2 separate regions of the Homo sapiens genome follow, and region 1 is linked to region 2. A link is a contact called in ENCODE Hi-C or POLR2A ChIA-PET data. All regions are on one chromosome and are shown on one strand. The core of a region is the stretch at or near the end of the contact, and the rest is flanking DNA. Distances in the headings are between cores, read along the strand shown.

Region 1 (3,973 bases), core at 545-3,044, 1.1 Mb before region 2:
AGATGGGTAGAAAGGAGGAATGAAGAGTAAAGAGCCTTTATTCATTGTTCATATATGTTCATTTGCTAGGCACTTGCTGCCGGCACCTTAGGCTAAGGGTAGAACAAGTGCTGGGTTCACTGCTGCTTTTGTACACCGCTGACAACCAAATAGGGCTGTCACACAGAATGACAAGAAAAAAGGACACGTCCTCTTTCCTCCCCTTCCTCCTTTTTGCTTTTAGGGGAAGGCTAGGATGACATTGAGAACTCACACAAATTTTGTTTTTGACTCCTCAGTGTCCCCTGGGAAAAGGTGCATTGGCCTTTGTGTACTTGCTACAAGGCTGTGTATCCTTGAGAGCAGGACTCGGATCTTATTTATTTCTATCCCCGTTTCCTAGCAAGTGAACATATATGAACAATAAATGTTATCAAGGGAGAGGGCAAATTTCCCTCCCTGTTTCTTCTGAATTCTGAAGAGATTCCATTGTTAGAATGGTTTCTTACTGCAACCATCCCATTCACAGTCCATCAGCGAAGTCTTGAGAGTATGATGCCTGTCATGAGCCACTTTCACTACTAAATAAATTCCGTCCCTCTGTTAAGTTCCCGGCTGTTAGGACACCTCTGCCTTCAGCACCGTTTGACCCTTCTATCCCATTTTCTCTATGCAATGTTGCTTTAACTGTTGTTCAAGATCCCAGGATGCTTGATCCGGGAAAGCACAGAGGTCTGCTGCCAACATACCAACATACCTCTCTGTCAAGTTGTCCAAAATCACAAGAGAAAGAGCCCTGGACTAGAGCTAGGAGACCTGAGTTCTCGGCTGCTCTGTTACTGATTAGCGTCTATGTCCTTGGACAAGTTGCTTCCCTTTTTCCGGACCTCGGTTCCTTGTCCTAGATAGGTTCTAAAGTCGGTGGGTCCTTACAGTAAGTTAGGATTCTAAGGTGCAATCCAAAAGTAAAACCAGTGGTCAGTATACCTCTGAGTAGCTGTTAAGGTTACAATACGAGGTTCCTCGGCCTTCCCTTTGGTAGCCAATGGATACGGCCTCAGTCAGAGGCCGTCAGGTTTACTGGGAAGAGCCTTCCGGTTTTGAAAGACAGGATCTCCGGGTTTCCAGTTCTGTCACTCACTCGGGGTAACTTTGGGCAAATTCTCTCTGGACCTCCTAATAGGGAGGTCCTCGTCACCCCGAGGAAGTTCGAAGACGTGGGCAGTGACTTGGAAAGCTTCCCGAGATTCCCCTTCTATAACCTGGGTGGCTCAGACCGGGAGCGGGGTCCCAGCCGGCCGGTAATTCCGCCCGGAGGTGCGCACGAAACAAACCTGCAGCGCTGGCCGAGGGCGGCTCAGCTTCGGAGGGCGCGACTCCGGGTGAGTTCTTAAAGGGACCGTCAGAGTTTGGGTAACACCTGCGATGCTGACCGGGCGGGGACGCAGGCTTGAGGGAAATGAATGAATGAATGAATGAGCGAATGAATGAACAAACCTTCTCTGCCCACCCTTAAGTATACCATACTCGGAATTAATCAGTTAGGCTTAAAAATCTTGTACTATAACCCTCAAACTCTTGCCAAGTTAACCAGTGTCTCTATTTCATATGTCCTTCTGTAATGAAACCCCTCCCCCCAAGCCTATTACTAAGGGACGAAGAGTAACTTAACAATCAGCCTGGAGTGGAAGGCAATGCAGAGTTGGCACCCCTCCCCGAACTCCTCCCTCTCCCTCTCCCAGGCCCCGCCCTCCCCGCCCCCTGGGAGGTGCAGTTGGCTCCTCCTTAAGGCGGCTTTTCCCCGGTGGGGATCTACCCCCGGGGTCGCCAGGCGCTGTCTCTGCCGCGGAGTTGGAAACGGCACTGCTGAGTGAGGTTGAGGGGTGTCTCGGTATGTGCGCCTTGGATCTGGTGTAGGCGAGGTCACGCCTCTCTTCAGACAGCCCGAGCCTTCCCGGCCTGGCGCGTTTAGTTCGGAACTGCGGGACGCGCCGGTGGGCTAGGGCAAGGTAAAGGCGGGCTCCTCCAGGGCCACCCCGGGCCACCTGTGGAGTCCGAGTGTTAACTCCTTTGTTCTCAGAGCCACTTCAGCGGCCGCCCTTTTAAGCGAAGAGGTTCCCTTAGGATGCTCCCCGGGTACCCCTTCCGTTCCCCTGCCCTCCCCCGACCCGCCTCCCCCTTCCAACCCGAAGGTAGCAGCGCGGGGAGCCCGGGGCTCGGCGCGAGCCGCCTCCTCACTTCCCATTGGCTGAGAGCGCCGGGAAAGCGGTCACGTGGGAGCGCGGCAGGCCAGCTCGGGGGCCGCCATCTTGGCGGAAAGTTTCGGGGGAGAGCGGTTGGGGGCGCGGAAGGAGGCGAGGTTCCGGGGGTGGGGCGTGCGGCAGCAACTGGGCGAGCGGGCCGGGGGGCCGCGGCGAGCGAGGAGGCGGCGCGGCCGAGAAGGAGGACGAGGCCGCGGGGGTGCGGCGGCCCAGGGGAGCTCCTCCCCCGTCCCTTCGCCCCCTCCGCTCGGCTCCGCGGGCCCCGGGCGGGGCGGGGGTACGTGGAGCGGGGCCGGGCTGGGGAGCTGCTCCGAGTCTGGCCGGGGCGCACCCCAGTTCCGAGCGCACGCCGCTCACCGGAACTTTGTGGCGGCGCCGCAGGTGTGGGGGCCCGCGGAGGTGTGCATGCGGGGCGCGAGGGCGTCGCGGAGAGCGGCCGCTGCCCTGTCCGGCCCCCGCTGGAGCAGCCCGGAGGCAGCGAGCAAGGAGAAAGGCAAGCGAGAGGAGGGGGCCCGAGCAGGGCGGGCGGCCAGTCCCGCTGGTCCCCTCTCAGCGCTCTGCGGCCGCTGCTGGCTCAGGGGCCAAGGGTCGGAGCGCTTCACCCGCCCGTACCCAGTAGCAGGTGGGGAGTGTGGATACTTGTGCGGGGGAAGAGGCGGCCTCAGGTCTAGGCTCTTTGGGGAGGGGACGCTTTCGAGGAGAGTTTGGAAGCCGACTTCTGTCTGTTCTTAATTTGGAGGGGTACCCACTCCAAGGAAAAGCTTTCCACGTTGACAGACAACTGCTGCGTTTTGAGACTCTTTCTTTGACTTGGTAAAACTTTGGAACGTGGGGTTTTCAAATAGGCTGCGAGGGTTTTCTATTTCGATAGGGGAAAATGCTAGTTTAACATGATTCTATCCTTTTTCCTTTCCGTTGTGTGTTTTAAAGGTGTGTGCCCTCTTCCTGATTCTGGAGAAAAATGCCGGTCCGGAAGCAAGGTGAGAGTTTATTCCGTAACTCTGTTGTCGATGTCACTTGCTTTTCCGTGTGTCAGTTTTTTGATTGCCGTTTTAGAATCGTTTGTGTAACTTTGATGAGACAGCACGGTCCTAGCTTTATTGCTTAGGGAATCTAAGCCTCATATCATTTCAGAAGATGGAAACACGAAAATGTTTGTTAAACTTTCTTAACATTTCTCTAGTGATTAAGAGAGGCAGTTAGCCCCCCCCCAACAGATGTCCTTAATAACCCTGAATTGGTGTTTTAGTATTTCACTCTATCATTCTTACTAAGCACTATTCTGTAAGCAACTGTGGGATACTAAGAATTTGTATTTTGAAATGTTAAAAATTTGGATTATGATGACAAATTGTAGATAATCTGCTTTTGCATTATCAGGTAATCTGAAACTGTTGCTAATACTTTGATCTTTTACTTTGGCAAACTACCAGTACACATTTATTCCAAACTGCTCACTCTCCTCCGTTTTCTAATGTGATATATGTTTAAATTTTTCTTGTATTTCTTTAATTTTTTTTTTTATTTTTTGGTCATTCTAAGGAATATGTGTACATGAACATAGTGACATCAATTGACCTGAAGGATTTGCGGAACTATTTAGATGTCATGCAGAATTATTTGCACTAGTATGTGATACTTTTTTTGTAAATAGAGAGTTTTAATCAGGCTCTGCTTTTTCTTCTCAGATACCCAGAGAGCATTGCACCTTTTGGAGGAATATCGTTCAAAAC
Region 2 (4,449 bases), core at 443-2,942:
GGCTGCCGACCTTCAGAAGACCCCTGCGACCTAAAGTTTGCTTTTATTTTGAAATAGATACTTTTTTTTTTCCTGATTTATACAAGTAAAACACGGCTGGTCGCATTGGCCCACGCCTGTAATCCCAGCACTTTGGGAGGCCGAGGTGGATGGATCACCTGAGGTGAGGAGTTCGAGACCAGCCTGGCTAACGTGGCGAGACCTTGTCTCTATTAAAAATACAAAAATTAGCTAGGTGTGGTGGCACATGCCTGTAATCCCAGCTACTTGAGAGACTGAGGCAGGAGAATTGCTTGAACCCAGGAGGCAGATGTTGCAATGAGCCAAGATCGCGCCACTGCACTCCACTCCGGGCGACAGAGCAAGATTCCATCTTAAAAAAAAAAAAAAAGTAAAACACATATATTTCAGAAATTTTTTAAAGTACAGAAAAACACAAAGAGGAAAAGTAAAATCCTCTGTAATCCCACAGCCCAGAACTAAGCACTGTTAACATCTGGGGACCTCCTTCTAGTCGTTCCTCTTGCTGTCAACATGCATATTTAGTAAAAGTCGCCATCACACCATTCTGTAATTTTTAAACAGCCTTATTGAGATCTAATTGTCTAAAATAGATATTGAAAATATACAATTTGATAAGTTCTGACATATGTATACATCTGTGAAGCCACCACTGCAATCAAGATGCTGAAGCTAAGCTGGGGGCCGTGGCTGACGTCTTGAATTCCAGTTACTCGGGGGCTGAGGCAGGAGGATTGCTTGAGGCCAGGAGTTCGAGACCAGCCTCAGCAACATAGTGAGACCCCCCCCCACCCCCCGCCCCCATCGCTTAAAAGAAAAACCAAACAAAAAGATGCTGACAATCTGTCACCCCCGAATGTCTCCTCAGGCCCCTTTGGTAACCCTTCCCTCGCTGCTCTCCCTTCCCAGTGTGGACATCCAGAACTCAGAGACTTTTGGCTAGGATCACAGGTCTGGGTAGCAGGCACCTGGCCCGGGGGCTGGCCTAAGCTCTGTCTCCTGGCCAGGATGTGCTTCAGGGAGAACCAACAATATCGCCTTGTGCAGGCCAAAGGGTGCGTTTGATTTTGTCAGTTTCCTCCGGCAGCTCAGCTAACTCCCCACGAGTCGGCTTCCTTCCCCGCAGCCCCGTCATGGAACCTTCCAGTTCGCTAAAGGGGGTTCCACCCTGAGTGGGCTCTGCAGCCTTGTCTGGGCCAGTTGCTGGGGCCCCCGTGTGGCTCGTATAATGGGTGCGTGTTGCCCCTCCAGGTGGAGTTGGAGCTGGGGCGGAGCCTGCCCGCGTGTTGGGGTGTGCAGCAGGCTGCCTTGGAGCACCTGACTCGTTTTTAGCCGCTTTTAATGGGTGTCTTTCTGCATCCTGTTACTCATGCACTTCAGTGAGCAGAGTTTCCTGAGTGTAATTTCATCTTTTCTCTATGACTCAGGGCTGTATTTGCAGCCTAATTTGCTAATGTCAGGTGGCAGATGGAGTGAACAGTGTGGGTGGACGGGGCCAGCCCCAGCAGTGCCACTGGAACTTACTTTCCTGCAAAGACCACATGCTTCAGCTGGTCTTTTTGGCTGTGTTCTCCAGCCTCCGGAGGCAGAATGGAGGTTGGGTTTCTGCCTGGCCTACTGGCAGCCTATGACGCTACCAACTGATTAGCAAATCAAAGGCCAAAGCAGCCTTCTCTTAAACGGCTTTGTCACCCTCCAGCAAATCAGCATCGCAGACTCTCTTACTTGTACATTGTTTCACAGTTCTGGACACTTTCACACGCATTTTCTCCTTTGAGCTTCAGAACGCCCCTGTGAGAAAAGCAGGCAATTGTTCCTTTCCCAGTTTAGATCTGACTACACAGCAGGCTCCAAAATCAATGCCAGGTCCATTAACGACCTGACAGGCAGAATACCAACCCTTACAAAGCGAGTATAGGATAATATCTCTTGACCTTGGGGGTACAAAGAATTTCTTGAAAGCACTAATTGTTAAGAAAAAGATGAATAAATTCTACTAATTTTAAAAGGGAAAAGAAAAAAGAAAAGCTCTGTTCATCAGAGGATGCGACGAATAAAGCTTTAGAAAGACCAATGCAGGATCAGAGTCCAGAGTACATAAAGAACTCCTAGAAATAAATAAGAAAAAAGACCAGGAAAACCCGACCAGGTGTTTTGCAAAACAGGAAATATACATTGTCCATCAACATGTAAAAGATGCTTAACTTTATTAGAAATAAAGAAAACGCAAAATAAAGCCACTAGGAAATACCATTCTATAACCATCAGATTGGCAAAGATAAAAAGAATGGCAGTTCCTTCGGGCTGGGTGTGTTGGCTCATGCCTGTAATCCCAGCAATTTGGGAGGCTGAGGCAGGAAGATCGCTTGAGCCCAGGAGTTTGAGACCACCCTGGGCAACACAGTGAGAACTCATCTCTACAAAAAGCACAAAAATTAGTCAGGCATGGTGGCACATACCTGTGGTCCCAGCTACTTGGGAGGCTGAGGCGGGAGGATCACTTGAGCCTGGGAGGACGAGGCTGCAGTGAGCCAAGATCATGCCACCATGATCCAGCCTGGGTGGCAGAGTGAGATCCTGTCTCAAAAACATTTTTTTAAAATAATAAATTAAAAAAACAAAACAAAACTGCAGGGCGGGGTGCAGTGGCTTGCGCCTGTAATCCCAGCACTTCGGGAGGCCGAGGTGGGCGGATCATGAGGTCAAGAGATTGAGACCATCCTGGCCAACATGGTTAAACCTCGTCTCTACTAAAAACACAAAAATTAGCTGGGCGTGGTGGCGGGAGCCCGTAGTCCCAGCTGCTTGGGAGGCTGAGGCAGGAGAATCGCTTGAACCCGGGAGGCAGAGGTTTCAGTGAGCCAAGATCACACCACTGCACTCCAGCCTGGGCAACAGGGTGAGACTCCATCTCTCAAAAAAAAAAAAAAAAAAAAAAAAAAGACTGGAGTTTCAAGTGTTAACAAGAATGTAGGACACAGGGAACTCTGCCTGCCCACTGGCAAGCGTGTAAGTTCCACCCCGTTGAGTAGCAATTAGACTTATCTTGATGAGTTGTTATTGCTCTGATCTGGGCTGCACAGTTAAGACTTACCTTTGCCCTCTTTGACCCAAGTGCAGCTCCACTCCTACGGCACAGTTTGCAGGGAGGTTCGGGGCAGCACAGTTTGCAATTTCAAAACAACAATAAAACCTGTAAGCAAACCATATAACTTTTCAAAGTAAAATGGATAAATTGTGGGATATCATATAATAGAACATGACAGAGAAAATGAATGAGCCTCGGCTTCACTCATTAACAAATGAATTTCAAGAACATGACATGGAATGGTGTCTTTATTTTTTGGGGCTGCTGTAACAAAGTACCGCACACTGGGTGGCTGGACAGCAGAAACGTGTTGTCTCCCAGTTCTAGGGGCGAGGAGATCAGGGTGCCGACAGGGCCACGTTCCCTGGGAAGGCGTGGGAGGAGGACCTGTTCCCCGCCTCTCTCCCGGCTTCGTCCGGAAGCCTGACTCCAGGCTTCATGTGGTGTTCTCCCTGCTGGTGGCTCTGCCTCTGTCCTGTGTTCTGCTTGTTATAAGGACACCAGTCGTATCGAATGAGGGTCCACTCTAATGAGTGCCTCTCACCTTGAGCACCTCTGTAAAGACGGTGTCTGCAAACGGGGTCACGGCTTAAAGTATTAGGGGTTAAGACTCCAACATATCTTTTTTGGAGGGACAGAATTTAATCCATAAATGTTTAAAAGTAGTAGAATACACAAAATGTGATACCATTAGCATAAAGTTTAAGGATACGTACATACATAACCGTCTAATGAAAAGGAAGGGAATGATAAAGGCTAGGTTTGGAATGTGACTCCTCTCGGGTTGAGGGAGGGAAAGGTGACTGGGGCTTCCCATGCCTGGGCATTCGTCTAGTTCTTTTTTTTTTTTTCCCCAAGACAGGGTCTCACTCTGTCGCCCAGGCTGGAGTGCAGTGGTGCGATCTCAGCTCACTGCAAGCACCGCCTCCCGGGTTCACGCCATTCTTCTGCCTCAGCCTCCCGGGTAGCTGGGACTACAGGCGCCTGCCACCACGCCCGGCTAATTTTTGTATTTTTAGTAGAGACGTGGTTTCACCGTGTTAGCCAGGATGGTCTCGATCTCCTGACCTCATGATCCGCCCGCCTCGGCCTCCCAAAGTGCTGGGATTACAGGCGTGAGCCACCGCGTCCGGCCATCTATTTCTTAAGCTCAATGGCAGATGCATAGGTTTGTTTTAATATTCTTGATAACATAAAACATACCAGTTAATGGAAAGTAGGGGGCATAGTGGGGGGTCTGCACAGTCAGCCCGGAGGATTCAACCTGGTGGTGGGTCTGGAATTTAAAAGGTATAAAAAAATTTTGTCCAGGCGCGGTGGCTCACGCCTGTAAACCCAGC

The links. A loop is a pair of places that touch in the nucleus more often than their neighbours do. ChIA-PET counts read pairs that join two places held with the same protein, here RNA polymerase II (POLR2A). Pooled maps may share reads with other maps.
Region 1: a pooled map shows a loop between it and region 2 (5-fold over the local background). The contact joins the promoter of DLG1 here to the enhancer-like site in region 2. A Hi-C loop is called at or near these places in 4 of 50 pooled maps. POLR2A ChIA-PET finds 5 or more read pairs at or near these places in 2 of 52 experiments (T-cell and naive thymus-derived CD4-positive, alpha-beta T cell).

Annotation. Positions count from the first base shown.
Region 1 is chr3:197,296,433-197,300,405 of GRCh38, reverse strand. It overlaps DLG1 (discs large MAGUK scaffold protein 1), which reads left to right and starts at 1,794. Exons shown (of 25, transcript NM_001366207.1): 1 at 1,794-1,870; 2 at 3,171-3,220; 3 at 3,929-3,973. The coding sequence starts at 3,202. DLG1-AS1 (DLG1 antisense RNA 1) reads right to left here and starts at 2,159. Exons shown (of 3, transcript NR_038289.1): 1 at 1,796-2,159; 2 at 1,314-1,428. RefSeq lists silencers at 1,618-1,747, 2,238-2,867.
Region 2 is chr3:196,176,819-196,181,267 of GRCh38, reverse strand. No RefSeq gene overlaps it. Among named protein-coding and RNA genes, the nearest start is that of ZDHHC19, 32 kb to the left of the region's middle. RefSeq lists an enhancer at 1,281-1,480. Within about 2 kb of position 1,692, at least 16 of the 41 ENCODE cell types and tissues checked have a DNase peak (open chromatin) inside an H3K27ac peak, as active enhancers do.